Regions from separate parts of the Homo sapiens genome. Here region 2 is linked to region 1. A link is a loop called in an ENCODE intact Hi-C map of the cell type or tissue named here. Cell type or tissue: natural killer cell. All regions are shown on one strand. Each heading gives the region's core, and the rest is flanking DNA. Links, peaks and the distances in the headings are about the cores only. Region 1 holds the start of LOC101927018 (a long non-coding RNA gene). Region 2 overlaps SEZ6 (seizure related 6 homolog).

The links. Hi-C counts contacts between places; a loop is a spot of excess contacts. Peaks named below come from ENCODE experiments on the same cell type or tissue, not always from the same donor. Only the 100,000 strongest peaks of a DNase experiment are listed, where the experiment ranks them.
Region 2: it touches region 1 in a loop (10-fold over the local background); 1 of 110 quality-filtered maps calls a loop at or near these places.

What each region holds. Positions count from the first base shown.
Region 1 is chr17:28,920,006-28,934,848 of GRCh38, reverse strand. It overlaps PHF12 (PHD finger protein 12), which reads left to right. Exons shown (of 15, transcript NM_001033561.2): 3 at 7,786-7,858; 4 at 10,547-10,940; 5 at 13,041-13,161. LOC101927018 (a long non-coding RNA gene) reads right to left here and starts at 8,574. Exons shown (of 2, transcript NR_110803.1): 1 at 8,121-8,574. RefSeq lists enhancers at 8,573-8,752, 8,773-8,822. In natural killer cell, for the core only: no CTCF peak of the experiment used is centred there; DNase peaks (open chromatin) are centred at 6,638, 8,608 and 9,319; H3K4me3 peaks cover 280 bases; H3K27ac peaks cover 4,466 bases.
Region 2 is chr17:28,975,827-28,990,669 of GRCh38, reverse strand. It overlaps SEZ6 (seizure related 6 homolog), which reads left to right. Exons shown (of 17, transcript NM_178860.5): 2 at 8,631-9,299; 3 at 10,857-10,990. The region is part of intron 1 of LOC105371716 (a long non-coding RNA gene); the gene reads right to left. Among named protein-coding and RNA genes, the nearest start is that of SEZ6, 23 kb to the left of the region's middle. RefSeq lists enhancers at 2,346-2,847, 4,375-5,015, 7,794-7,843, 12,628-13,201. In natural killer cell, for the core only: no CTCF peak of the experiment used is centred there; a DNase peak (open chromatin) is centred at 8,149; H3K27ac peaks cover 2,102 bases; H3K27me3 peaks cover 196 bases.

The sequences.
Region 1 (14,843 bases), core at 3,757-11,756:
CGGGTAGATCACCTTAGGTCAGGAGTTCGAGACCAGCCTGACCAAGATAGTGAAACCCTGTCTCTACTAAAAATACAAAAAGTAGCTGGGCGTGGTGGCGGGTGCCTGTAATCCCAGCTACTCCAGAGGAGAATTGCTTGAACTCGGGAGGCAGAGGTTGCAGTGAGCAGAGATCGCACCATTGCGCTCCAGCCTGGGCAACAGAGCAAGACTCCATCTCAAAAAAAAAAAAAAAAAATAGAAAAGAAAAAAAGAAAGAAAAGAAAGGTTCAAACACTATTGTGCTCTAGACAGACTTAAACATTCATTTTCAGAAGAAATGTCTCCACTGCTAGAACCTTCCTTTTATCAGGTATTTTATCAAAATGCAGAAATATACCTGCTTCTGAAACTATGGCTTCCTCCTGAACTCCTCACGATCCTTAACTTCACTGTCTTTAAAGGCTCACTGGCTGAATTACCATTTGTTAAATAGCTCTGAATTATGAAAAGAGTAGGAAAAAATCGCATGTCACCTTCAGGTACCAAATGTCCAAACTTTGGGGCTCTTCATTGATTCTGGCATCCATAAGTAATTGAGTTTTATGTGGGTCTTTATGGTAAGAATCAGTTTGTAGTTGATTATGTATGTTCTCATTACTGCATGTCCTTTTCACCTTATCTCCAGCCCATGATCCCTAAAATCAAGAACCATGTCTGAAATACCAGCACTTAGCACATTGTCTAGCCTAAAATAAACATCCAATAATTTTTGAGTGGATGGATGATTTTGATCCTCTCTCCCCAAGGCTACTTTTTTTTTGAGGCGGGGTCTTGCTTTGAAGCCCAGGTTGGGGTGTAGTCGTGTGGACATGGCTCACTTCAGTTTTGCCCTCCTGGACTCAAGTGATCCTCCTGCCTCAGCCTCCCAAGTAGCTGGGACTACAGATGCATGCCACCACATCTAGCTCATTTTTGTATTTTTGTAGAAATGGGGTCTCACCATGTTGCCCAGCCTGGCCTCTAACTCCTGGGGTCAAGTAGTCCTCCCACCTTAGCCTCCCAAAGTGCTGGGATTACAGATATGAGCTACAGCCTGGCCTAGACTACTTTTTTGATGGGGTAGATGATAATTTGTTTGCTTTGCGTTCATTTTTCAGTGTGGTACCTAGTACATTGATGAGAAAGTCATGGGTACTCAATAAATATTGACTGATGTAGAAGGAAATGCGCAGCCTTGAGGTTAAGGAGGGTACCCTGATGGATATTTCACTGTGTACCCCAGAAATAAGAAGACTACTAAAGGTTCTTAAAAAACAACTTGGGCTCTGAAGCATATCCTGAGAGTGAACCAAAAACAAAACAACAACAACAAAAATAGCTTAGGCTCAAGATTTCAAAGAGCCAGGAAACTTTGATTTGGGTTCCAGTTCTGCTACTTAGTGGCTTTAGATAAGTCAGTTTCCTCACCTGTATGATGGGAATAAGAATTATCTCACAGTATGGTAGTGAAGATCAAATAAGAACATCTGTTAAAATACTTTGTGAACTGTAATACCTAGATGTCAATGAAATTATCACTATGCTATTTCTAGGCTTTAGTTTAAGAAACACATTGATGTCTTTACAAAAGCAGCATTGTCTCATTATAGTGTTTTCACTGCTAAGCAGCTGAAACTCTGGTAGAGTAATCTCAGTGTTACGTGACTTTTAACTTTTAATGATTTTTTCTTATAAAGGACGGCCTCCAGGACCCTGTCTTCATTGATACATGAGGATGAGAGGGAGCGAGGGCAGAGCCTTTTTTTCTTGACAGGCATATCATGATTTAAAGACTCTGGTGTGCATGTAATTGTTTTCAGAGTTGCACGCTAGGCTTATGGGAATACCATTCTTCCAAGGAAGAAGGGGTTTTTGTTTTTGTTTTTGGGAAGAATCTCCTGTCACCCAGGCTAGAGTGCAGTGATGCGGTCTCGGCTCACTGCAACCTCCACCTCCTGGGTTCAAGCAATTCTCTTGCCTCAGCTTCCCCAGTAGCTGGGACTACAAGTGCACACCACCACACCCAGCCAATTTTTGTGTTTTTAGTAGAGACAGGGTTTTGCCATGTTGGCCAGGCTGGTCTCGAATTCCTGACCTAAAGTGACCCACCCACCTTGGCCTCCCAAAGTGCTGGGATTACAGGCGTGAGCCACCACACCCAGCTGCGGAAGGAGTTTTGAGATGGGCAGCTGAGGTGGGGAGTCCTCAGAATAAGTACATGAGTACCGTGAGGCTGCAGAATCTCCTTTCTCCCTGGAATCCTTTCCCTGTCAGCAGTATTTCTGATATGGAGCAAAACAGCCTCTTTCAGAATTGGTTCCTGAGCTTACCCCAATGACAGTGTCTTTCCTGGAACCATTTCATGAATCCCTTTCCTCTAAAAAATTTGCATTGAGCCAGGCGTGTTGGCTCACACGTGTAATCCCAGCACTTTGGAAGGCAGAGGCAAGCGGACCATTTGAGCCCAGGAGTTCAAGACCCAGCCTTCGGCAACATAGTGAAACCCTATTTCTACAAAAAATATAAAATTTAGCCCAGCGTAGTGGTATGCGCCTGTGGTCCCAGCTACTCGGGAGGCTGAGGTGGGAGGACTGCTTGAGCCTAGGGGGTCAAGGCTTCAGTGAGCCAAGATTGCCCCACTGCACTCCAGCCTGGGTGACAGAGTGAGACCCTGCCTCAAAAAAAAGATAGAAGTTTGAATTGAAAAGCTGCCTTCTAAATAGCTTGAAAGGAATTAATTGCTTGAAGCAGAGAGGAAACATGGTCATGAGAAAGCTTTATGATGGGTGATTCTTGTGTTCCAGCTATGCCTATGATGATCATTTTCTAAGACCTTTCTTTCCTATCCATCTAATCTTAGATATTACTGCCTTCTCCCAAGATACCATCATTTCAAATTTGTTATTTCAAGATGCATGTTCTGTCCCTAAGAAAGCAGCAAATCTTGGCCAGGCACAGTGGCTCACACCTGTAATCCCAGTACTTTGGGAGGCCGAGGTAGGCAGATTACTTGAGGTCAGGAGTTCGAGACCAGCCTGGCCAACATGGTGAAACCCCATCTCTAAAAAAAAAACAAAAATTAGCTGGACATGGGGGCAGGCACCTGTAATCCCAGCTACTCGGGAGGCTGAGGCAGGAGAATCACTTGAACCCAGGAGGCAGAGGTTGCAGTGAGCCGAGATCACGCCACTGAACTCCAGCTTGGGTGATACGGTGAGACTACATCTCAAAACAAACAAAAAAAAAGCAGATCTTAAGAAGTGATGGCCTCAGCCAGGTGCAGTGGCTCACGCCTGTAATCCCAGTACTTTGGGAGGCTGAGGTGGGTGGATCACTTGAGGTTAGGAGGTCAAGACCAGCCTGGCCAACATGGTGAAACCCCATCTCTACTAAAAATATAAAAATTAGCCGGGTGTGATGGCGGGCAACCTGTAATCCCAGCTACTCGGGAGGCTGAGGCAAGGGAATCGCTTGAACCCTGGAGGCAGAGGTTGCAGTGAGCCAAGATCGCGCCACTGCACTCCAGCCTGGGCAACTGAGCAAGACTCCGTCTCAAAAAAAAAAAAAAAAAGGAATGATGGCCTCAGTCTTTTAAATGTTTTGTCTTCATCTGGGAGACAATGCTTGGGTTTCCCTGGACTACTCCCTAAATTCATAGCCCCTATCCATACTTTAGGGCAGGCTTAACAAAGGGAGCCTGTGGTCATTATCTAGAGTTCTGAGGAATGTGTGGTTTTGTTTGTTTGTTTTTTGTTGTTGTTATTTTTGAGACAGGGTCTCACTCTGTTGCCCAAACTGGAGTGCAGTGGCACGATCACGGCTCTACCTCCCAGGCTCAAGTGATCCTCTCACCTCAGCCCCACAAGTAGCTGGGGCTATAGGCTCATGCCGCCTCACCTGGCTAATTTTTTGTATTTTTAGTAGAGGTGGGGTTTCACCATGTCGCCCAGGCTGGTCTTGAACTCCTGGGCTCAAGCAATCCACCCACCTCGGCCTCACAAAGTGCTGGTATTACAGGCATGAGCTACTGCACCCGGCCAGAAGTGTGTTCTTAAACTTGGTAACTCTAAAAGTGATCCTTTAGAAACTAGCAAGATGCTACTTCTGAGAGCCTCTTAATACAAGTTTAAGCATTTTACCTTGTGTTAAGATAAACGATATTGAAAATCAAATTGTTTAAAGAAGATTAAAATGAGTAGAGGTGGGATGGTTCAGTAAGTACAGGCTTGCCAGTATGGACTTGGACTCCTCTTCTGTCTCATTGTGTAGTAACTTAGAAAACATAAGTAATTTCATGTGTGATTTAACCCACAAAACAGTTGCCTGCCCCATTGCATTACCTCCCCTCATAGCTTTGAAGGATTACACTCACTTCCTAGAAGCCCATTCCTTAGTGTTCCCCAGTTCTTTAAAGCTTTATTGAGTACTTACTACATGCCAGGCATTGTACAGGGTGTGGAGGTACAAAGGCAAATGAGGCATGGAGAAGGGGATTCAGACATGTAATGGTTTGAATACAGTGTGGTGCAGAAGTGCTCTGTGGAACCAGAGACTTTCAGAGAAAGCTTCCTGGAAAGAATACGTGACTTGAGTCTCAAAAGATAAAGAGCTTACCAGGTGAAGTAGTTAGGGAAGAGTGGTGTAGTTGTGGGTAGCAGCCCTGGAGTGAGCAGAGACACAGATGAGAAACAGTATGGTCTGTGTAGGGAGCCGGCCAACTGATTGAGCTGGAGAAAGAAGAGGGTTCTGGCCACAGGGGTCTTATCTTCTCTACTTTAAATGTTTTAAATGTTTGATGTAGGATATCTTGGTACAAAGCCAGTGGGCAGATGAACAGAAATGATGAGAAACAGAATCAGAAGTGACACCCTTCAGGGTTAATTTTGATAGGACAGCTACTGAAGCATAGCAGAGTCTGTAGGCCTTTGAAAATTACTTGCATGCATTTCAGTAGTTTAGATGTGGCCTTTTGTAGAATTACATTGGCTAGAATGAGCGGAGACTTACAGGTGACATTCACCTGTGGTCCTCTAGGGCTTGGAGATCTGTCCCAGCAGGCCATTGTTTTTCCAGTTTCCTGATTCCTGGTAAGCATCCTCCTGAGATTTCACTAAGGAAACAGGGAGGAAGGGAAGTAATGAGCTGTGAAGCCTTGGTGGGCATCTGACATGTAAGCTTGGGGCTCTGGGGAAACAGGGAGCTAAGAAAATTTGCCAAGTCAAGTGCTATTTTATGTAGAAATGGTAAAACAGCATAGCTTTAAGCTCTGAGATACTCAAGTTTGGCTGGGCACAGTGGCTCACGCCTGTACACCCAGCACTTTGGGAGGCCGAGGTTGGTGGATCACCTGAGGTCAGGAGTTCAAGACCAGTCTGACCAACATGGAGAAACCCCATCTCTACTAAAAATACTAAAAAATTTGCCAGGCATGGTGGCGCATGCTTGTAATCCTAGCTACTCAGGAGGCTGAGGCGGGAGAATTGCTTGAACATGGGAGGCGGAGGTTGCAGTGAGCCAAGATCGCACCATTGCACTCCAGCCTGGGCAACAAGAGCAAAACTCCATCTCAAAAAAAAATACTCAATTTTTTTTTTTTTTTACCATTTCCCCCATTATTTGAAGAAAAATTTCCTGCATACCATTCCAAGTAGGTGACTTAGCCAAGAACTCAATGGTAGGAATTTCTTAAGCATAAATGTGGTTTTTGTTGTTGTTGTTGTTGTTTTGTTTTTGAGACAGAGTCTCACTCTGTCGCCCAGGCTGGAGTGCAGTGGCACTGTCTCGGCTCACTGCAACCTCCACTTCCCAGGTTCAAGCGATTCTCCTGCCTCGGCCTCCTGAGTAGCTGGGACTACAGGCGCGTGCCACTACACCCGGCTAATTTTTGTATTATTAGTAGAGACAGGGTTTCACCATGTTGGCCAGGCTGTTCTCAAACTCCTGACGTCGTGTTCTGCCTGCCTCGGCCTCCCAAAGTGCTGGGATTACAAGTGTAAGCCACCATGCCTGGCCTGTTTTTTGGTTTGGTTTGTTTGTTTGTTTGTTTGTTTTGAGATGGAGTTTTGTCACGCAGGCTGGAGTGCAATGACATAATCTTGGCTCACTGCAACTTCCGCCTCCCGAGTTCAAAGGATTCTCCTGCCTCAGCCTCCCAAGTAGCTGGGATTACAGGTGCCCACCACCACGCCCAGCTAATTTTTGTATTTGTAATAGAGATGGGGTTTCACCGTGTTAGCCAGGCTGGTCTTGAACTTCCAATCTCAGGTGATCTGCTGTGTGCACAACCTCTGTATTATAAAAATACAAGGAGGGAAGAGATCCAATCATTGTCCTAGTCCCTCTAATAAAATAAGTAAGAGAACTGCTGAAATGGGCAAAGCATGAGAAGTGCCAAAAGAGAACTAACCCATGCAGCAAGAGGTCCAAGATACAGGAGTAATATGAACTCATGGAAAAGCTGTTTGGTTATCTATTGTTGCATAACAAACTACGCCAAAACTCATTGGCCTGGTACAGAAACTCATTATTATCTCTCACAGTTCTGAGGGTTGCCTGGGCTCTGCTGGGTGGTTTTTCTGTTTCACATGATGTTGGCTGGGACTGCAGTCATTTGGAGGCTTCACTGAACTGGTAAGTCCAAGATGACTCACTCACATAGCAGTAGTTGCTGCTGCGTGTTGGCTTGGAGTTCAGCTGAAGCTGGTTTTTTGTTTTCTCAAGATGGAGTTTCACTCTGTTGCCCAGGCTAGAGTGCAGTGGTGTGATCTTGGTTCACTGCAACCTCCACCTCCCAAATTCAAGCAATTCTTCTGCCTCAGCCTCCCAAATAGCTGGGATTACAGGCATGTGCCACCATATTTGGCTAATTTTTATATTTTTAGTAGAGATGGGGTTTCGCCATGTTGGCCAGGCTGGTCTTGAACTCCTGATCTCGAGTGATCCACCAGCCTCGGCCTCCCAAAGTGCTGGGATTCCAGGTGTGAGCCACCACGCCCAGCCCAAAACTGTTGATTGGAATACCTTGTCTCCTCCATGTCCTCTCTCATAGCATGACAGCAGGGCTCTGAGATGGAACTTTCCAAGCATATTTCTTAAAAAATAGAATCTGCAGATCTCTTAAGGCCAAGCTTTGGAAGTTGCAACATTGTCACCTCTGCTGCATTCTGTGGTCAAAGCAAGTCATAAGACAAGCACAATTCAAGAGGAGGGAAAGGGACTACCTGTGGATGGGAGGCAGAGCAGATAATTTGCAGCTGTCTTTAATCCATCACAGCTGATTGAGGCAGGTATGAAAGGATGAATAGAGTTTTGACAGGCATAGCTTTCTAAAGGAAGAGTATTCTAGAGGAAGAAATAGGAAGTCTTCCATTTGAATAGTGGGAAGAGCACCTGAAGGGGTCTGGGAAGATGGAACGGTGGGACCATGTGACAGGGCTTTGAACAGCAGTTAGAAAAGCTTGGCTCTACACTAACAGGCTTTAAGAAAACAGTGTGGAGGACCTCTCAGTTATTTTATTATACCTTTCCCTACAAACCCAGTGTTAATAGCTCTGGATTTGGCTTCTCTCTCTAAGGTGTGGGAAGGGATGGTCACTCCTTAGGTTATTATGAGTGATGCTGACTTAGGCATTTTGGAGGAGACAACCCTAGCAGTCCTGCAGGACTGGCCACAATAGGAGTTTAGGAACATGCAAACCTAGCTAGGCTTTTCCTACTGCCTCAAAGGGCTAGTTATTTAGTCTTGCCCTTGTCTGTTCCCCACAGTAACCCTCCACTGAGTGAAGAAATGTTGCCTCCTGGAGAGTGGATGTGTCACCGGTGCACTGTTCGCCGAAAGGTAATAATGCTGCTTTCTGAAGACTGTCCAGAAAGCCTGATCCAGAGCACTGATATGCTAGAGCTAAGACGGCCTAGCCCTGAAGGCATTCTTGTCCCTTCTTCTTGTCTCTTCCAGCCCTGGAATCACCCCACTCTTCCCATGGTGACTGTTTGGAATCCAGTAGGGCCTAAAAATCCAAACATGGGCTGCTGAAATGGGCAGAAGAGGTGTGTTAACTTACTGAGCCATGTTTAGTCACTAGTGACAGGAGTAGTCTTACCTTCTTGTTGTCCTCCTAATAAGTGGCCTTATCCATGGCTGAAAAACAAAGGCTGCTTCTCCAGCTTGATGGAAAATGGAGTTTTCTCTCACCCCAGGGCAAATAAGTCACTGGTATCCAGAGACTTGGCATACTGACGGAGAGGATTTTGAACGCATTTGTACCCCAAGTTGCCTAATCTTTCTTTAGCTTCCCTTCCTTCAGCTTTGATAATTCAGTACTGGCTTCAAGAACATGGTTTATTATTTTCTACTTTGAGAACTCTTGTGGGTAACAAGAGCTAAATTCTCCCTTATTAAAAAAGGAAGTAGGTGTGCTTGCACCCAAATTATGATTGACCCAACCCTCAAATTACAGGCTATGGATTAGAATTTGTCTGTGCATTGTAATCCACCCCCCTGTGCTCCCCACACTAATTATACACCAAGCAACTTTCCTATGTTGTGACCTCACCTCTATTTGCCTGGTCCCCGAACATGATGTCACAATGAATGATGACTTCCTTGGTTGCAGAAACAGGATGAGATGATTAAGATTGTGGTTTATGTGTGTAACAGTTTCAGCCTTTAAGAAAGAAAGTAAACAAGCAGACATTATTTTTCAAATACGTGCATAAGGGTTCATATTTAAAAGCAAGCCAAAGCCAGGTCAACCACCTAACCACAGCTGTAGTTAAATTTCTCCATAAACCAGGCTGTCTTCCAGCCTCTCCACCTTCCAAGATCCTTTCCTGTGCATCCCTAATTAGGTTAGAGCAGGGCCTGTTAGAGGCACCTGCCAGCCAGGAGCCCTCTCAAACTTGCCACTCAAAAAAGCTGGACCTGAAAAGGTTTAGGGGAGCTGAAGGAAAAGGGGTAAAGACGGTGGAGAAAAGGAAATATTATGTTAGTGCCCATCGTGTGCCAGGTGTTTTAATTACGTTATCCCATTATCTATCCATCCAGCCATAGATGGATACCGAATGCTGGCCGTAGGTTTCCATTTTAGAAAGGAAGAAACGGAGGCTCAAAAATGTAGATTAACTTTCCCAAGGACTCAAAGGTATTGACAGAACCAATGTTTGAACCAAATTCTCTCATTCCAAACCTCTGTTACCTCTTCATCAGTTTTCTAGAAGGAGAGCTACTTGTTGGGGATTACAGTATGCCCTTTTCTAACATGGCACTTCTCCTGAGATGCCTCTCTTACCTTTCACATGGACCTCTGCCTACCAGTGCCAAGTCTGCCTTTTCCACCATCACCAGCACTACTCCCCTTTGGCCTCTTGTATTTACACTGAAGTGGATTGAAATAATACATCCTCTGGCCTTCATCAGCTCCTGACATTCAGGCCCTATCATGATTCGTAGTGGAAGACTAGGTCCTACTCCAACTCCAAATTATCCCTTTCGTATATATGACCCTTTTTATCTCCCTCCACCATATCCCTGAGAGGAGGAGGAGAAAGATTTTTCTGTCTCATTTTACAGATGAAGAAATTCCTGCCCACCAGCCTGAGTCACCACAAGGTCAGAGGGGATCCGTGGCAGAAATAGGACAAGATCACAGGTCTCCTACCTGGAGATCAGTGTTAAACCTTCATTTGACCACTCTATTTGGAGTCCTGGAGGAAAATGTACTATCAGATATCCAGTCCTACTGAGTACACTTAATCTTTTTCCATTTCCCCACTTTCTAAGAAGTGTCACTTATTTTGAGCAAAGTTTTTATTTTTAAAACCATTCAGGAGGTCAGAAGGCTCTATAGTGATCTCACTGATTTTTTTTTTTTTTTTTTTTGAGATGGAATCTTGCTCTGTCGCCCAAGCTGGAGTGCAATGGCGCAATCTCAGTTCACTGCAATCTTTGCCTCCCAGGTTCAAGCGATTCTCCTGCCTCAGCCTCCTGAGTAGCTGGGATTACAGGCACATGCCACCACACCCAGCTAATTTTTGTGTTTTTAGTAGAGATGGGGTTTCACCATGTTGGCCAGGCTGGTCTTGAACTCCTGACCTCAGGTGATCTGCCTGCCTCGGCCTCCCAAAGTGCTGGGATTACAGACGTGAGCCACCGTGCCTGCCCCATTGATTTTTACTATTGGTCTCACTAAATTTATTCTCACTGTGTTACCTTTTTAGCCCTTTACCCTATACTTTATAGATGTTGTATGTCATACAATGAGTTAATGTTAATGATATATATTTTGTATAGTTATTCCTAACTTACCATGCTTTTTGGTGATTCTCTGATGCAACAGTTTTGTCAGCTTTAGTTCAGTTAGAGTTGTGTCAACTTTAACAGACCAGTGTTCCAAGTGACCAGGTAGATGAGTCTGTGATATGTGAAGGCCTTTTACAGTTTTGATTAGTGGTCTACCAGGACTTTGTAGCACCCATCTCTTTGTTTCATGGTACTTTTCATGATGGGCCCACCTGTTCATTTGCACAGAAACGAGAGCAGAAAAAGGAGCTGGGTCATGTCAATGGACTGGTGGACAAATCTGGCAAACGGACTACATCCCCCAGCAGTGACACTGACTTGTTGGACAGATCGGCCAGCAAAACTGAACTAAAGGCCATTGCCCATGCCCGGATCCTGGAAAGGAGAGCCAGCAGGCCTGGCACACCCACATCCAGCGCCAGCACAGAGACTCCCACCTCTGAGCAGAATGATGTCGACGAAGACATCATTGACGTGGATGAGGAACCAGTAGCAGCGGAGCCAGACTATGTGCAGCCCCAGCTGAGGCGGCCCTTTGAGCTGCTGATTGCTGCCGCCATGGAGCGGAACCCCACCCAATTTCAGTTGCCCAATGAACTGACTTGTACCACTGCACTACCAGGTCAGCCAAACCATCATCATATCCCTTCCCAACCCCAGTTTCCCCAAAGGACCAGCACAAGAGCAGTGCTGCCTGTGGAGTCACTGTTCATGTAGCTACTGTCTTGGGTTCCTGTTCCTAGTTCTGCTTGGAGAGATCTTTGAAGGTCTTAGCCATTACAGAGCTTACTCAGTTTTCCATTTTCTCAGTTTCTGAACTTCTTTCCTTCCCCTCCCCCAGAATTATCTTTTTCCTTTTTTTTTTTTTTTTTTTTTTGTGAGTCTCACTTTGTCACTCAGGCTAGAGTGCAGTGGCACGATCTCGGCTCATTGCAACCTCCGCCTCCCAGGTTCAGGCGATTCTCGTGCTTCAGCCTTCCAAGTAGCTGGGACTACAGGCGCATGCTACCATGCCTGGCTAATTTTTGTATTTTCAGTAGAGACAGGATTTTACCATGTTGTTCAGGCTGGTCTTGAACTCCTGACCTCAGGTGATCTGCCCACCTCGGCCTCCCGAAGTGCTGGGATTACAGGTGCGAGTCACCACGCCCGGCCCCAGAATTATCTTTTAAAAAAAAAAAGTATTATACATTCACATGGTTCAAAAATCAAAAAATATTAAGGGCTACAATGAAAATTTCCCTCCCACCCGTCTGCCATTTGCCTACTTTCCACCTTCCTGCTCTTCACAGGTAACCACTGGTTGATTCTTGTTTATTCTTCTCAAATTTCTTTGTGCATGTAAAAGCAAATACAGATATATGCTGATTAATTTTCCCTTAAGTAACATGCTAGTTAAACCATTCTACACGTTGCTTTTTTTTTCTCACTTTAAAATATGTTCTAGAAGTCTTTTCATATTAATATAGAATTTTTTTTTTTTTGAGACAGAGGCTGCACTGCACTGTGGTGCAGTGGTGTGACCACAGCTCAAGCAATCCTCCCACCTCAGCCTCCCAAGTAGCTGGGACCACAGTTGTACACCACCACACTCAGCTAATTTTTATATTTTTTATAAAGACAGGGTCTCACTATGTTGCCAGGGCTGGTCTCAAATTGTGCTCACACGATCCTCCCGCCTCAGAGGATCCCAAAGTGCTGGGATTATAGGCATGAGCCACTGCGCCTGGCCTTCTTGCTTTTTTTAATGGTTGCATAGTAGTTCTTTGTACAGATACGTCATAATTTATTTAACCAGTGCCATTTTCTATTAATGGACATTTTCTATTAATGGACATTTAGGTTCCAAATCTTTCATTACTACTGGTAGTGCTTCAGAGAATAACTTTGTAAATACATCATTATATACATGTATAGATGTGTGACTATGTCTATAGGACAATAAAATTGCTGGGTCAAAACTATATAGTTTTGATAGATATTGCCAAATTGTCCTCCATTCTTTTTTTTTAAGTCCTGGCTTCTTGATACTGTAAAGCTTCTAGGTCTTAGTTTTTATTCCCAAAGAAAGTGAAATTGGTAGGCTTAAGAAGGATGCATATAGAATCAAAGCTTCTCTGATTTTTATGAAAATGTGGGCCAGGTGTGGTGGCTCACACCTGTAATCCTAGTACTTTGAGAGATCAAGGCAGGAGGATTGCTTAAGGCCAGGAATTGGAGACCAGTCTTGGCAACATAATGAGACCCCATCTCTCAAAAAATAAAAATAAAAAAGTTAGCTGAGTTTGATGGCCCACACCTGTAGTCCTGGCTCATATGGAGGCTGAGGCAGGAAAGTTGCTTGAGCCCAGTAGTTCAAGACTGCAGGCCAACTCCACAGAATAGTCCTTGTTGACTATGTGGCTTGGACATTTACATTTCTTAGGTTGCCTGTATCTAACCTAGCATTTCTGACCATTTTATGTTTGCAAAACAGTTAGATGTGTTTCTGCCATAGAACAGGTGACTTCTGGTTCTGACTTACGTATTAGTCTCTTTTTTTTTCCTCCCTAATCTTTCTTTTTTCTAACTTAAAATCAACCCCAGGGGCCTCAGAGAGCAATTCATGCTTAGGCCATGACACATGCTTAAGATCTGTTTTTGTCACTTAATGTTGTTTCCATATTGCAGGCTAGGAACTCTGAAGCCAGGGATAGCTCAGCACCATCATTTTCTTTTCTAGGTTCTAGCAAGAGGAGAAGAAAGGAGGAAACCACAGGGAAAAATGTTAAGAAGACACAGCATGAATTAGATCACAATGGTCTCGTTCCCTTACCCGTCAAAGTCTGCTTCACGTGTAACAGGTATTTTCTTTCATACTAAGGGGCTCTTTCTCATTATTTAGCAGATGATACTTTTTCTCTCATCACCTCTTCCAGACCATGTATGTTAAATGTGAACAGCCCATATTCTGATAGTATGAGTACATGGAGACTAACTAATGGACTGACGAGAGCCTTGAATGTGTATGTGTTAACAAATTTTCTGAAGAATCACAGTACAGGAGTACTGTGAACTGTGTTGAGGCCGAGCACGGTGGCTTATGCCTGTAATCGCAGCAATCTGGGAGGCCGAGGCGGTCAGATTGTTTGAACCTGGGAGCTTGAGACCAACCTGGGCAACACAGTGAAACCTTGTCTCTACAAAAAAAAATTTTTTTAATGAACCAGGTATGGTGATACGCACCTGTAGTCCCAGCTACTCCAGAGGCTTAAGCAGATTAGCCCTGGAGGCTAAACTGTGATCACGCCACTGCACTCCAGCCTGGTCAACAGAGCGAGACCCTGTATTTTAAAACAAAAACAAGGGGCCGGGCGCTGTGGCACATGCCTGTAATCCCAACACTTTGGGAGGCCGAGGCAGGCTGATCACAAGGTCAGGATATTGAGACCATCCTGGCTAACATGGTGAAACCCTGTCTCAACTAAAAATTCAAACAAACAAAAAAAAATTAGCCGGGCATGGTGGCAGGCATCTGTAATCCCAGCTACTCTGAAGGCTGAGGCAGGAGAATGGCATGAACCTGGGAGGCGGAGCTTGCAGTGAGCCAAGATCGCGCCACTGCACTCCAGCCTGGGCGACAGAGCAAGACTCCGTCTCAAAAAAATAAATAAAAATAAATAAAAACAATGGCCCGGTGTGGTGGCTCACGCCTGTAATCCCAACACTTTGGGAGGCCGAGGCGGGCAGATCATGAGGTCAGGAGATCAAGACCATCCTGGTCAACATGGTGAAACTCCATCTCTACTAAAAATACAAAAATTAGCTGGGTGTGGTGGCACGCACCTGTAGTCCCAGCTACTCAGGAGGCTGAGGCAGGAGAATCACTTGAACCCAGGAGGCGGAGGTTGCAGTGAGCTGAGGTCACGCCACTGCACTCTAGCCTGGTGACAGACCAAGACTCCATCTCAAAAAAACTGTGTTTACACACTAGAACAAGAGGAGTTGGACTTAAACTAAACATTAACTTGAATCACTAAAGATAAGTTTAAAAGTAGTATAAGGATCTATGATAGTGTGTATTGGACTGGATGACTTCCAAAAGCCCCTAGGGCTGCCCCAGTTATAGTCTCTGGGACACTGGTTTCCTTCAAATAGGATCTCTTTGACAGAAACCAGCTGCTTCAGTTACTGAAGCTGGACTTGTTGGCTTGGGTGTGTTAGAAGGACTGTATTATGGTCAGAGCAGGGTAGCAAGAGAAAGTAACTATCAAAAAGAAATGTTTCACAGCAAAAGGTATAGGGAAAGGGAACTAGATAGTAGAGTGGCAGAACTCTGAGCCAGGACAAACTGTGGCTCCAGTGCATCTTGGGGACCCCAGGAGTATTGTAGTTACAAATCGTAGTTGTCATTTGCTTAGTCCTCTTTTGAACCCTGCTTACATGAATACATTACAAAATCATCTTTCCAGCACACCTCTAATTGTCAGTTCTGCTGAGTGCTTCATGCAGAAGAGAAATATTTTCTTGCTATAGTTAAGACTCC
Region 2 (14,843 bases), core at 3,717-11,716, 56 kb before region 1:
TGGTCCTCCTACACTGAGTCCACTTCTGGGTGGGGGCCGCAGGACCCGGGAGTCATGAGTCTTGAGCCAGGTGGAGCCATCTTGTCAACAGAAATGCAAAAGTCTTGCCAGGCACAGTGGCTCACACCTGTAATCCCAGCACTTTGGGAGGCTGAGGTGGGCAGATTGCTTGAGTTCAGGAGTTCTAGACCAGCCTGGGCAACATGGTGAAACCCCATCTCTACTAAAAATACAAAAAACTGTCTGGGTGTGGTGGCACATGCTTGTAATCCCAGCTACTTAGGAGGCTGAGGTGGGAGAATCACCTGAGCCTGGGAGGTCAAGGCTGCAGCAAGCCAAGACCATGCCACTGCACTCCAGTCTGGGTGACAGAGTAAAGAAAAAAAGAAATGCAAAAGTCCGAAAAGACATCTCAAAAAGCCAATCATAGGTTCTACTATAGTGATGTTATTTACAGGAGTAATTGGGAAAGTTGCAAATCTTGTGACTTCCAGAATAACGGCTGCTAACTATGCCTACATCTCAGCAGAATTCAGGCCCCTCTCAGCCTCCAAACCTGGTGGTCTTTCATTCTTTTTTTTGTGTGTGTGTGGGCAGGGGACAGAGTTTAACTCTTGTCGCCCAGGATGGAGTGCAATGGTGCTATCTCAGCTCACTGCAACCTCCGCCTCCCAGATTCAAGTGATTCTCCTGCCTTAGCTTCCTGAGTAGCTGGGATTACAGGTGTGCACCACCACGCCCAGCTAACTTTTGTATTTTTAGTAGAAATGGGGTTTCACCATGTTGTTTCACCAGGCTGGTCTCGAACTCCTGACCTCAGGTGATCCCCCCACCTCGGCTTCTCAAAGTGCTGGGATTACAGGTGTGAGCCACCGCACCTGGCCTCTTTCATTAGTTTTTAAAAGGTGGCTTAGTTTTGGGAAGGGCTATTATCATTTAAACTATAAACTAAATTTCTCCCAAAGTTAGCTTGGCCCATACCCAGGAATGACCAAGGGCAGTCTGGAGGTTAAAGGTAAGATGGAGTTGGTTACATCACATCTATTTCACTGTCATAATTTTCTCACCATTATAATTTTGGCAAAGGTGGTTTCAAGCCCAGTCTGGGCAACATAGGGTCTTGACCCTCATCTCTAAAAATAAGATAAATAAATAAAAATATTTCCATCATCACAAAGGTCTATTGGACAGGGCTGCTCTAGGCTAGACAACCCAGGTTTGAATCAGACTGCATTAGCATCCAAACTGCTAATGCATTTCCCTGGGTCTCAGTGTCCTCATCTACAAAATGGGATAATAAAAGTTCCCATCTCATAAAGTTATTATAGGGATTAATTCTGATAAAGCACTTAGAGTGTTGCTGGGCATGTGGTAAATGTATACTCAGTAAACAGCAGCATTCAATATTTTTATTCATAGAGCCCTTCATGGTTCACTAGATCCTGGAATGTGAGAACTGGCAGGGACCCATTTTACTGACAAAAATATGGAAACTCAGGTTGTGGAAGTGATTTGTGCTGAGGGACCTGGCTTGTCAGGGGTGGGATGAGGATAGCATGGCCTGACTCCTAGCTGGTGCCCACTACCTCCACCCATGCTCCCTCCATGTGACAGTGAGACCCCAACTCTGGAGATGCCAAAGCCCACAGTTACCCCTGTCCCCAACCAGGATGGCTAAGGAGGCAGTGGGGTCTCTGTCCCTGGAGGTATGCCCACAGATAAAAGACAGCTCCAGACTGGAGGGTTCACTCTTCCCAGTAGTTGGGCTAGATGTCCCAGCCCCATCCTGAGTCCCAACCCTGCCCCAAGTTTGCTGTGTGACTTGGGAAAACCCCCTGGACTTGGTTTCCTCTTGGGTAAGTGAGGGAGGGATGAGATGCTACAAGGGCTCATGTTCTGGGAACCAGCCACTGCCCCACTTGGAGCCTGGCCAAGAGGAGGTGCCCCCATTCATATTTGCAATCCAAATTTGACTGGACTGCAGGGGTTGACCAAGAAAGAGAGGGTGGTGAGAGGCTGTGATGGGGATGATCAGTGGCAGGGGAAGAGAGGGTAGTCCGGGGCAATGGGGACCCATCAGCTTGTGCCAGCAGACACTCCCCATCAACTGCCAGTTGGGGCTGTGATGGGGCATGGCCAAGGGCTGGCTGCCCATCTTCTCCTGGCAGGACCCACTCCTGCTCACCTTGCTGGCCAAGGGCTAGGCACTTTGGGGAGCAGGTTGCCTTCTGAGTGTGCAGAGAGGCAGAATCGGGGCTTGGAAACAGTGTGCCCTGAGCCCAGCCTTCACTATGCCTAGCACCAGGTAGAGAAATGGGAAGAGAGATACCCACTGCTGGATCCTTGCCCAGGGACACAAGCCATTCATGTGTTAGGAGCCCACTAGGAAGTGCCCCCAGGAGGTCAAGAGAAGGGCCAGGCAAGGATGGATCTCCAGAGGAGGCTAGGAACTGACCCGTGAAGGATGGGGAGGTTTTGCAGAGACAAAGGAGTAGAGAAGCCATGGCAAGGAGAGAGAATCGCGTGAGCAATTGGGGCCAAAACGGGGAAGGCACCTGTTCTGACGATGAGAAGTTCCTTTTGAGTGTATCTCTGTGTCCAACCCAACAACTGCCCCTCCAGGGCACAACCAGAACACCCTTCCCCATCATCCAAGCTGCAGGGCTCCTGGCACGAGTGCGCTAGGATAGTGGTGTCCAGCTTGGTGGGGAGATAGGAGGCCCCAGGTGCTACAGCCGAAAGCCAGCAAGAGCAGTAGACAGCTGAGCTATGGGGCTGTCCAGCTTTGGGTTCCAGTCCGAGGCTCTGCCATCATTAGCTGCGTGACCTTGGACAAGTTACATAACCATTCTGGGCTTCAGTGTCTTCATCTCTTGGGATAATGTCCCAAACCTCCCTGGAGCAAGGGGAGAATGAGAAATTACGTATGAGGGCACTGAGTGCATGGTCAGCACACAGTGGGCACCGAGTAAGTGAATGGCAGCTCTTACCAGCCCCAGTTTCCTGGCTACCAACCACAGGAGACAGAATGTGTCCATTCTGGCTCAGCCATAGCTTCTGGGTGACCTTGGAGGAGCCACATCCCTGCTCAGGGCCTTGCTTTCCTTATCTGTCTCATGGGGGTTATATTGCTTTCCCTGTCAATACAAGCAGATGGATAGCAGCAAACCTGCCTCAGGTGCTGGACACTGTCGGGGTAATTATTTCAGTTGCGCATGGAATTGGAAGCCTCTAGAACTAGGCCTCAGATCCCAGCGGCCCTATATAGCCCTGCCAGCCTCTAGCTGGGGCCTCACAGTACAGAGGGCAGGGCTGGGCCCGTGGAATTGTCACTGTAAGGAGGGACTCTGGCTCTGGGGGGCCCAAGCACTCTCAGCTCCCTCAGGTTCTCGGATAATAGGGGTCTGCAGGGACCAGGCCCTCACTAATCCCCTATTAAAACTTGAAAGGGGCCAGGGAACCTTCAGAATAAACTCATTAACTTTTATGGGATAATAAATGGATCCCATTAAATTCTCATTGTCCCCGTGCTGGGCCAGCTTAACCTCTGGAACCCAGAGGAGTGGGCCCCCTGCCCGCCCTGTCCCTCAGGCTCCCCCTTGTACCCACACGCTGTCATGCCCTCCCCCGAAGCTGACAGTTGGTGCTGCCATGAGGCGGGGATCAGGCCTGAACTCGTCCCAGAACTTTGGTTCCCGTGACTGCCCACCTCAGAGGGGCCAGAGGCTTGGGAAATGCCTGGCACCTCTTCAGGGGCTGCCAGAGTGACAGACAGTGCCACCTGCCCTTCCAGAGGCTGCGGTGGGTGACAGTATATGTCTGTCCATAGATGAGCTCTCCCCAAACCCAGTATGTCTTCACTCCACAGATGAGCAGACAGAGGCTTGAGTGGGCAGCCCCCGCCCAGGTCACACAGCTAGTGTCACATCGATTTGGGATTGGAACCCAAGGCTTTCTGGCTGACTGGTACAGAAAGATCTGCAGAAACAGCAGCGCTGAAGGGGCAAGCCAGCTGGCCCTGAGGTGGCACCACTGCCTGGTTCGGCGGTTCCCCCAGGCTGGGGCACTGCGTAATGACTCCAGCTCCACCGCACACCACCACTGTGAACCTGGGCAAGCTCCTGGGCCTCACTGAGCCTCGGTTTCCCCATCTATAAGACAGAGGCCATAACACCTACCTAGCTGGACGCTAGAACACGCCCCAGTCCTTAAGGCTTCCCCTAAACACAGGCTGGGCCCCGCCCCCCATCCCGATCCAGATCTGGTGGGGCTGGGGCGCAGGTGGCCTCCGCTCCACCCTCACCCAGCTGGGCCCTGGGAAGTGAGGCGGGGTAAGCGGTCCTCCCAGGGAGTCCCAGGCTGGGGTTGGGAGGAAGGGGCCTCCAATCCCAAGAGGGGCCATAGCGGGGCGGCGCGGGCAGGGAGGCGGGAGCGGGAGAGAATCCACCGGGGAGGCATCCTGAATGGCTCATTAGTGCCGATGAAAGCCTTTTTTCATTTCGTCTAAATACTTTAAACAGGGCTCCCTCCGATGTCTATTTGCACAGCTTAAGAGCTAATGCGGGGGGAGGGCCCAGGCGGCGGCGGGGCCATGCCAGGGCTGGGGGCGGCAGGCGCTGGGAAGTTCCTGGGCAGTCTCCACCAGGGATGGCCCGCGGGGAAGGGAGGGGTGTTTCCCGGACCCAGCCCACTCGGAGAATGCAGCCCCCGGCCCTGCGGGAGGGGAGGACTGAGCAACTGCGGAGTGCATCCTGTGTTCTGGCACCAGGTGGGCCTGGCAAGTGGGGATCACGGGGACGATCTTGCTGCGGCCCACCGCTGTGTCCCCCACCGACATGCAGGGCCTTGAAGGTGGTCGCCCTTTGCATGGTGCAGTATTATCCTTGTTTTATGGATGAGGTATTTGACATCCTCAGGGTCACACATGCTGCCACCCAACATGGAACATGGGTAGTCCCCCAGAGAAGAGAGAGCCCTACCTGCCAGGGGCCACCCCTTCCTACCCTAGAAGCCTGCCTCAGTGTTCCCCTGACAGGGGCTGCCTAACCTCTGACTGTGGCCTTCTCCCTCAGCCTTCAGAACTCTCCTATTCAGAGCATGCAGATTCACACAAAACCCTTCCAAAGTGCCCATTTTATAGCTGAGGAGGCAAAGGCTCTGAGAGGCAACTTGCCAGGTTCACATGACTTTTAAGTGGCAGAACTGACACTTGAACCCAGGTCTGTGTGGCTCTGTGCCCTGGCCCCACACAGCAGTGTTGTTGGGTCTCCGGTTTGGGTTTGAGGCTCAGATGTGCTTCAGGCACAGGGTGGGGGCTTCCCTGGGTCCCAGCCAGAAGGCTTCCTGAGGGCCTGCTCGACCAGGGCCCAACCCAAGTCCCAATGCCAGAAGCTCTGGCCCCAGACTTCTAAATGGCGTGAGATCTTCGACGAGTCCGTGCCTCTCCCTGGACTTAGTTTCTTCAACTGGCTGGAGTGTTGTCTGCTGTGTAGCTCCAGTCTGCCCCTCCCATGAGGCAGGTGGGTATGTGGAAAGACCTAGGGCTTTGAAGCCAAATCATCGAAGGTTTAAATCCCAGCTGCGTCACTGCGAGACTTCAGGCGAGTCCTTGCCTCAGCTCTCTAGGCTTCAGGTCTTTGTAAAATGGAAATAAAATTCCCATCTCCCAGAGGCGCAGCATCCATTAAATGATACAAGGTCTGGGAAGGGCCTGACACAGTAGTGCCTGATGAGACTGGGCATTAGAGCCCCTGACACCTTCTTCTGCTGTCCCCTATATCATACTCTCCCTTCGTCAGTCCCTGCACCCCTGAATTCAGTCAGCCCAGGCAGAGAGAAGCCCCTATCCACTGGCCACAATCCTGGGAAACTAGGGGGCAGGTCTCAGGGCCTCAGGCCTCCAACAGAGTCAACCAGGGGGTCTGGAGATGCCCTCTCCCCAGAAATGGCTTGTCTCCCAGAGGTTATCTTACCCTCTATGACAGTGGGTGGCACCCGCTGGGACCAAGTGGCAGCTGATTTTGGAATCAACTTGCTCGTTTGATATGCTATCTCGATCCCAGATAGCACAATCAGTGCAATCGACAGTGATGGGAGGTGCCCATTAGTGCTGCTCCATTGCTCAGCACCCACCTGGCAGCCAGCGGGAAGAGCTGTGCCTGCCCTGGACACTTCCTGAATTAGAGAATCTCTGTGCACTCCCTCTCCCAGGAAGAGTCACACAGGTACCTACTCTGAGAGCCAAGGGCCACATCTCTTGTTGGGTACTCTGGAAAGGGGCCGCATAAACAATGCCCGGATCCAGGGGGCTCCAATCTATGTGATTAGAAAAGCCCCCCTTCCTTGCGCCATGCTAGAATCAGTCTCAGCTTACCTGGCATAGCCTGTGTGATGTCTGGGGGGTGGGCAAAAAGAGGAGCCCTGTTCTGGCATGTCACAGGCACTGCCTGGACCTTCCGTAACTTATTCAGATGAAAGACAGGCACTGGTGGACCATCTGCTCTGGGGGGTGTGGGCCTGGCTGGACATCTAGATTGGATGGTGTTGTCAGTGGCTGGCACACAATGCCAAGACACAGATGGGCTGCTTTAGTGGGCATCTCAGGAGATAGCAGTTGGTCCTGGTTTCTCAGGGATGTGGGGTGCCCAAGCTCCTCTGACCCAGAAGAATGGAGAGCCCTCCAACCTGTACCCACCTCCCCCACCCAATTTCCTCCCTCCTCCCATTTGTCTGACACATCAGAGCTGCTATGGTCTCCTGAACAGAACGTAGGCCATCTGCTGCTTCCTCATGCCTGCCAATCTATGGAGTGGGTGTGAGCCTCTGGAATGACAGCCCCACCACCAGACGTGCGGAGGAAGCGACCTTCTCCTTGCAAACTCTGTGATCTCACCCCGGCTGTGTTTCCCTTCAAGTCCTCATGCAGCCATTTTGAGAGCTGTAAGGATCAGAAATATCCTCCCAGGCTTCTCAGAGCTGGCAAAATTCTGTATGAGCTGAATCTGGAGCCAGCATTCATTGACCTTTTCTTGGCAGTTAAGGATCTGGGGAGCCGAATGGGCCACAAGCAGAATATGCATCATCTCTCCAGCTATGTGGTTGAATAAGTCAACACAATCAATAGCAGAGCAATCTGTACCTCAGACCAGAGATAGCAAATCAGTTTCATCCCCCAGAGCCAATCTCATTGATTGGTAGTGGCTGCCTGAATAACATTGTGAGAGGGAAGTTGCTAAGGACCAGGTGGCCTTAGCAAGAAATAACCAAAATTGATTAGCAATGCCTGCCATGGATTAGGGAGTGGGTGGGTAGCATGCTAGATTTCCATTCTACACCTGTTTTTCACCCTGCCCTAGATGGAACCTGATTAGTGTCACCAGAAAGATTAAGGGAACTCAGGGGGACATATCAAATAGAGACGGGATGTAATATTATCTCAGTCAATCCTAAAAAGGAAACCCAATTTTACAGATGAGAAAACTGAGCTTCAGAGAGTTTGGGTTATTTGCCTGAGGGCACACAGCCCTAGAGTAGTGGATCTGGGATTTGAAGTTATGTCTGCCTAGCTCCAGAACTTGGCTCTTCCCACTCTACTCATATTACTGCTCTAGAAGGACCATAAAAACAGAAATGAGTACAAAAGAAATGATTTCCTGAGAACGGAGAGAAACTACTGGGCCCCTAACAAAGAAGTCATGCACCCATGGTCGGGTGCGGTGGCTCATGCTGTAATCCCTAGGAGGCTGAGGTGAGAGGATTGCTTGAGCCCAGGAGTTTGAGACCAGCCCAGACAACATAGTGAGATCTCCATCTCTACAAAAATTCTAAAAATTAGCCAGGCATGGTGGCATGCACCTGTAGTCCCAGCTACTAGAAGTGGGGGTGTGGGGACTGTGGCTGAGGTGGGAGGATCGCTTGAACCTGGGAGGTTGAGGCTGCAGTGGAGCCATGATCACACCACTGCATTGCAGCCCGGGCCACACAGCGAGACACTGTCTCAAAACCAACAAACAAAAAAAGAAGTCATGCAACCATGAGGAAATCTAAAATAAAATCCCAAATATGTGACGCATTTCCTGAGGCTAATGACCAGCAGGTTCACTGAGAACAGGAAATGAACTTGAATGCCCTATCATCTCAGACAGGAAAGACACTGTGGTGGGAGACACACTTACGGTTTTCATCTCAATTCAACTGGTCGCGTGACTTTGAGCAAGTCACTTCCTTTCTCTGGCCTATTTCCTCACTAGTAAAATAAGGCCTCTGCTCTTCATTAGGGATGGCAAATATTTGTCATGTCAGTCTGAGGTGTCAGGTGTGACCTCGTGGAGTGCTGTGTTGAGGAGGATTCTGAGGCTGAACCTGAGAACAGTAGGAAATAGTGCACGGATGGGCTAGAAATGCCTGCCTCTGGTGCTGGAGGAGAAAGAGTATCTCATGTGCCACCCTTGAAGTATGTAATAGCACCTCACTTCCAGTTCACAAATTCTGTAGTTCCGTGATTCTCAGCAGTGAGCACGCTCCTCAGGGCTGTCTGTCAAAAGAGAGCGGGCCCCCCCACTACTCGAGTTGGGCGTGATGCTGCTCTCTGGAGCAGGGGGAGAACCTCTGACCATCCCTTATTATTTCAGGACTCTCTTTAGAGGCCCCAACCGTGGGGAAAGGACAAGCCCCAGGCATCGAGGAGACAGATGGCGAGCTGACAGCAGCCCCCACACCTGAGCAGCCAGAACGAGGCGTCCACTTTGTCACAACAGCCCCCACCTTGAAGCTGCTCAACCACCACCCGCTGCTTGAGGAATTCCTACAAGAGGGGCTGGAAAAGGGAGATGAGGAGCTGAGGCCAGCACTGCCCTTCCAGCCTGACCCACCTGCACCCTTCACCCCAAGTCCCCTTCCCCGCCTGGCCAACCAGGACAGCCGCCCTGTCTTTACCAGCCCCACTCCAGCCATGGCTGCGGTACCCACTCAGCCCCAGTCCAAGGAGGGACCCTGGAGTCCGGAGTCAGAGTCCCCTATGCTTCGAATCACAGCTCCCCTACCTCCAGGGCCCAGCATGGCAGTGCCCACCCTAGGCCCAGGGGAGATAGCCAGCACTACACCCCCCAGCAGAGCCTGGACACCAACCCAAGAGGGTCCTGGAGACATGGGAAGGCCGTGGGTTGCAGAGGTTGTGTCCCAGGGCGCAGGGATCGGGATCCAGGGGACCATCACCTCCTCCACAGCTTCAGGAGATGATGAGGAGACCACCACTACCACCACCATCATCACCACCACCATCACCACAGTCCAGACACCAGGTCAGCTACCTGCTGGCTTGCAGATGTGGAAATGGGGATGGGGGAGGCTGCGGGGCCCCTAAAAGCCTGTCTCTGACACTGTGCCAGCCTGCCCTGCCCTTTGGCACCAAGGGCCAGCCTGCAGGAGGCATGTAGATTGGACCCAGATAGACCTGAGCTCAAATCCTGATTCTTCAGCCAAGTACAGTGGCTCATGCCTGTAATCCCAGCACTTTGGGAGGCAGAGGCCAGTGGATCATCTGAGGTCAGGAGTTCAAGACCCTCCTGGCCAACATGGCGAAACACCATCTCTACTAAAAATACAAAAATGAGCCGGGCATGGTGGTGGGCACCTGTAATCCCAGCTACTCGGGAGGCTGAGGCAGGAGAATCACTCAAACCTGGGAGGCAGAGGTTGCAGTGAGCTGAGATTGCACCATTGCACTCCAGCCTGGGCAACAGAGCGAGACTCTGTCTCAAAAAAGAAAAAATCTTGATTCTTCCAACTATAACATGACCCTAGGAATTCTATTTAACATCTCATCTCTGAGCCTCATCTGTAAAATGGCAATAAGAAAATAAACTTCTGGCTGGACACGGTGGCTCATGCCTGTAATCCCAGCACTTTGGGAGGCCGAGGCAGGTGGATCACCTGACATCAGAAGTTCAAGATTAGTCTGGCCAACATGGTGAAACCCCGTCTCTACTAAAAATACAAAAAATTGGCCGGGCGCGGTGGCTCATGCCTGTAATCCCAGCACTTTGGGAGGCTGAGGCGTGTGGAACGAGGTCAGGAGATCGAGACCACCCTTGCTAACACGGTGAAACCCCATCTCTACTAAAAAATACAAAAAATTAGCCGGGCGTAGTGGGGGGTGCCCGTAGTCCCAGCTACTCAGGAGGCTGAGGCAGGAGAATGGCGTGAACCCGGGAGTCAGAGCTTGCAGTGAGCCAAGATCATGTCACTGCACGCCAGCCTGGGTGACAGAGCGAGACTCTGTCTCAAAAAAAAAAAAAAATAGCCAGGCATGGTGGTGTACACCTGTAATCCTAGCTACTCGGGAAGCTGAGCAGGAGAATAGCTTGAACCCAGGAGGCAGAGGTTGCAGTGAGCTGAGATCACGCCATTGCACTTCAGCCTGAGCAACAAGAGTAAAACTCCGTCTCAAAAAAAAAAAAAAAAAGAAAGAAAACAAACCTCATTGAGCTACTGTGAAAACTGAGATAAGATTGCACATGTTAGGGGGCCGGGTGCAGTGGCTCACGCCTGTAATCCCAGCACTTTGGGAGGCTGAGGCGGGCGGATCATGAGGTCAGGAGATGGAGACTATCCTGGCTAACATGGTGAAACCCCATCTCTACTAAAAATACAAAAAAAAAAAAAAGATTGCACATGGTAGGTGCCTAATAAAAGGTGGTCCCCTTCCTTCAACAGGAGACTAGACATCACAAGAGGTGGTCTTCACCACACACACACACACACACACACACACACACACACACACACACACGGTTCAGCCTTAGTTGGACCACTTCACCAGAGCTGGCACTAGCTTTGTGTCTCCTCCTGCCTCCCAGGCCCTTGTAGCTGGAATTTCTCAGGCCCAGAGGGCTCTCTGGACTCCCCTACAGACCTCAGCTCCCCCACTGATGTTGGCCTGGACTGCTTCTTCTACATCTCTGTCTACCCTGGCTATGGCGTGGAAATCAAGGTGAGTGATCTGGATCTGGCAAGGGCAAAGCTGGGGCGGGTGTATTCTCTTTCTTCAGAGAGGCACATGCTATGAGAGGATGTGGGGATGATTAGGGGCATCAATTGTGGGGCATCGCCTAAGGCCAGGGCTGGGAGATGGGCCTAAATGGTTAGATTCTGCCCCGTGTGTTTGGCAATGGCCTAAGCCAAGAGGGGCTGTGGGAGGGGGCTCTAGCCTTGGATGGGCAGGGGACTGGGTGAGTATAAACCCTACATCTGAATCTATGGGCTAAGCAGAGAACACAGGGCTGCCTCGCTGGGCCTGAGAGAGTCATGGAGCTTCACTCATTCATTCATTCATTCAGCAAATCCTCTCTGAGCAGTTCCTCTGGGTCAGGTTCTGTGCTGGCTTCTGGGATGCAGAGGTGGGGGAAGACAGACCTGATTACACCATCAGAGAGGTGATCAGCTGATAGGAAAGTCAAATCTACAGGCCAGCCTCCTGTCCCCAGCCTCCCTGGGTTATCTCATCCCTCCGTTAGGATTAAGACTTTCTCTTAATCCCGAGGCCTGAGGCTACAGGTCCTCACAGATGTCCCACAGGCTCCTCAACCTCCACAAACCCAAATCTTCCTTTTGTTCCCCCAAAGCCACTCCTGTCCAGGTCAGAAACCTGGAGCAGAACCACCATAGTGCAATGTGGATGGTGTCCCTTAATGTGCAACATGGGGTCTCCTTAGCCTTTCCCTGTCCCTCTTCCCCCAGTCCCATCAATTCATCCCCAAATTCTGTCACCATGATACTCCCCTCTAAATCTCTCTGCTTCTCTCCCTCCATCCCCACAACCACATGTGGTTTAGACCCCACCATCCCTCCCCTGATGATGCAGTAGCTGCCTCACTGGTCACCCCGCCCACACTTGCTCCCTACTCTACCCATCTCCACCTCCACTGCAGTCATTTTTCTCAAATCAATCCTGCCCCCTACACCTCTCTAAGGGCTCCTGAATCAAGGTCAGTCTCTCTGGGTCCACCCCTAGACACTTCGTCCCTTGTTCTTTACCCCCACTTTGCACTAAACAGCTTGCAGCTAACTGAATGGGCCAAACCTTCTTTCCCAAGTCCCAGCTGCACATGCTGGTCCCTCTGCCTGGAAGAGTCATCCCATGATGCCTTCCCTTAGGACTTGGCCCTGGCATCACCCTCTCTGGGAATTCCCTCAGATCCCCAAAGCCTGGGGCATCCCCCATCTTAGCTCTTAGCAGTCTGCCTTCCATCCAACTGTTTACAGCTGTCCACCTCCCCAGCTAGACTGTGAGCTCCTTAAGGGGTGCCTTGTAGTGCAGAGCCCAGAATGGGTACTCCATGCGCTGACTGAATGATCGGACAAAGGGATGGAGGAAGGAAGGGATGTGATGACATTTGACTTGAATCTTGGAGACTGACCAGGAGTGGGCAAGAGAGGCATTCAGCCTGGTTGAGGGAATCTGGCAGGGCGCTGAGAAGTGTGTCCTGCTCCCTGCTCCCTGCCTTCTGTTCTGCTTCCCGCCCATTCCAATTCCTGCATGTCCCTGGATTGGGGACTGAAGCCGTCTAGACCTATCTTGGGGCAGTGCCTCCAGCCCTCCCCTCTGGGGATGTCAGGTCCAGGTATCTGAATCAGACCCTGTCAGGGGGACCCTCTCCTACCCCTGTTGGGCCCCTCCCCTTCTTCCTACAACTGTTTCCTCCTACTCTGCCAAGCCCTGTGCCCCTCACTCTGGGCTGACTGGGAGGGTAATTAGGAACAGCCACCCCGCCTCAAGCCATTAGCACTCAGCACCGCTTAATTAAGGTAATTAATGTAAAATCATCACCTAATGAGAGGTGGCACCGGCTGTGGCTCACTGGGTGGAAAGCACCAGCTGCAGGTGTGGGAAAGGGGGTGGGAGGGGGCAGGTGCCAGGCTGAGTGCCCCCCTACAGGCCTGGGAGGCTCTGTCTGCCCCCCCCAAGCCTACCACCCCTACTGAAGCCCACTGGACAAGGCTGAGCCCAGCCCTGGCACCCTCCACAATGGAGCAAGATGCTGGCTCTGCCTGCCCCCTCTCTGGCCCAGGCACAAGCCCCATGCTGGATGCCCACCCCTCACATAAGCCCCGTGTCTGTTGTCTGGTGCTGCCACATTTTTTTTCTTTTATCAGAATGCAAAAGCCATTACCAGGCAACCTTGAGACGAAGACCTGCCACAGCCCTGGATTGCTGTCAGGAAATGTGGCAGATGCTGGCCCCACCCTCCACCTCGGTGCCATGGGGGCAGGGTCCTTGGGGACACTGTCGGCCCGGACGGCCTGAGATAGTCTGAAGTCATGGAGGGGAGGCGGGCACAGGGTGGCCAGAGCGGGGTCAGCACCCAATTTGGGGAAGGAGCAAGAGAAAGAATCAGCCAGAACTAAGCAGGATTTAAGGCTCTTCTTCCAGGGCCAGTTCTGGCAACCTCCACCCCCACCCAGGCCACTTGGGACCTGAAGAATTTCTGACACTACCCAACAATACCCACTGGAGAGTTGGAAAAACTGAGGCCCAGGCAAGAAAAGGGACTTGCCAAAAGTCAGTCAGTTAATTACTAATTAGTTTTGTTGAGTGGATTTGTTCCACAAGCAAACATTGAGAATTTGCTATGTGCCATGCTCTGCGCTGGGCACTGGGGACACAGACCTTCATGATTAGTAGGGAAGACAGAAATCATAAACAATGACCACGGAATGCCCAGTGCTGGCAGGGATGGGGATGGGAAGCACAGGACGGGCACACTCCACCAGCCTGGGGGTCAGGGAAGGCTTCCTGGAGGTGATGACACCTGGCCTGAGACCTGTAGGATGAGAAGCCAGCAGCCAAGTCTGGCCTGGGCAGCAGCAGGTGCGGCAGGCCTGGCCCTTGAAGGCTGCCCTGGCTGTTTTGGAAAGGTGGCTTTGTTGTGTAGGGGCGGAGGGTAAGGGTAAGGGCTTCCGGATCACACTCCTGCCAGAGGCTCAGCCCAAGAGCAGCGTCCTTCTGCCCAGGCTGACAGTTGTGTCAGGCCATGCTGGACACTGGGGGCAGGATGGGTGGGCAGCTGGAAGGCCTACAGAGCTCCCCATGGCTCCTCAGGCTTGGGGAGAAGGGACTGCCTGTGGCTTCCCTCCATCATGGAGAATTCCCCACCTGCCCCTCTATGAATTCACTGGGATCACTCAGGGCAGATAGGTGGGACAAAGTCTGGGCAAGAAGAGTGACAGGAGCCATGGAGGAGAGGACTGTCTTAGGGACCCACAAATCATACCCCTGAGCAAAGCAGCCAGACACCATGCTGGGACCCTAGCATGAGACCACAGCCCTTGCCTCAAGTCCGGGGCCTTCAGCAAGACCCTCTCAATTCCCTTTTTTTGGAGGACCAGCCTCAGGGGTACCAGAATCCCTAAAAGCCCTATTCTCCATGGCTTGGACCACAGCCTCTCATAACCTGCTTCATCTCCTGCCTCCCACCTCCTTTGATGGTGCTGCAGTTATTGATGCCCTCTGAGGCTGAAGGTCTGAGCCATCCACAGGGAGGAGGCCAGGTCAGGCCCTCTGTGATCCAAGGAGGCTTGCCTGATTCATCTGGGGATCAGGCATTGGGCTAGGCTCTTTCTTGAGAGGTCCAGAGAAGCCCCTTCAGGATGGATGGGCATGAGCCTCACAGCCCATGTGGGTCCCAGCCCCTCCCCAGGCAGTCAGTCTCCCCCTGAGGGCTCCAGGCCTTTCCGGGCCTGGCGCCTGCCTCTCTCTGCACTTGGCATTCCAAGAGCCTTCCCACTGCCAGCCTCCATCTTGGCTTGGCTGCTCTCTGTACCATCTGGAGCCTGGGCACAGCTGC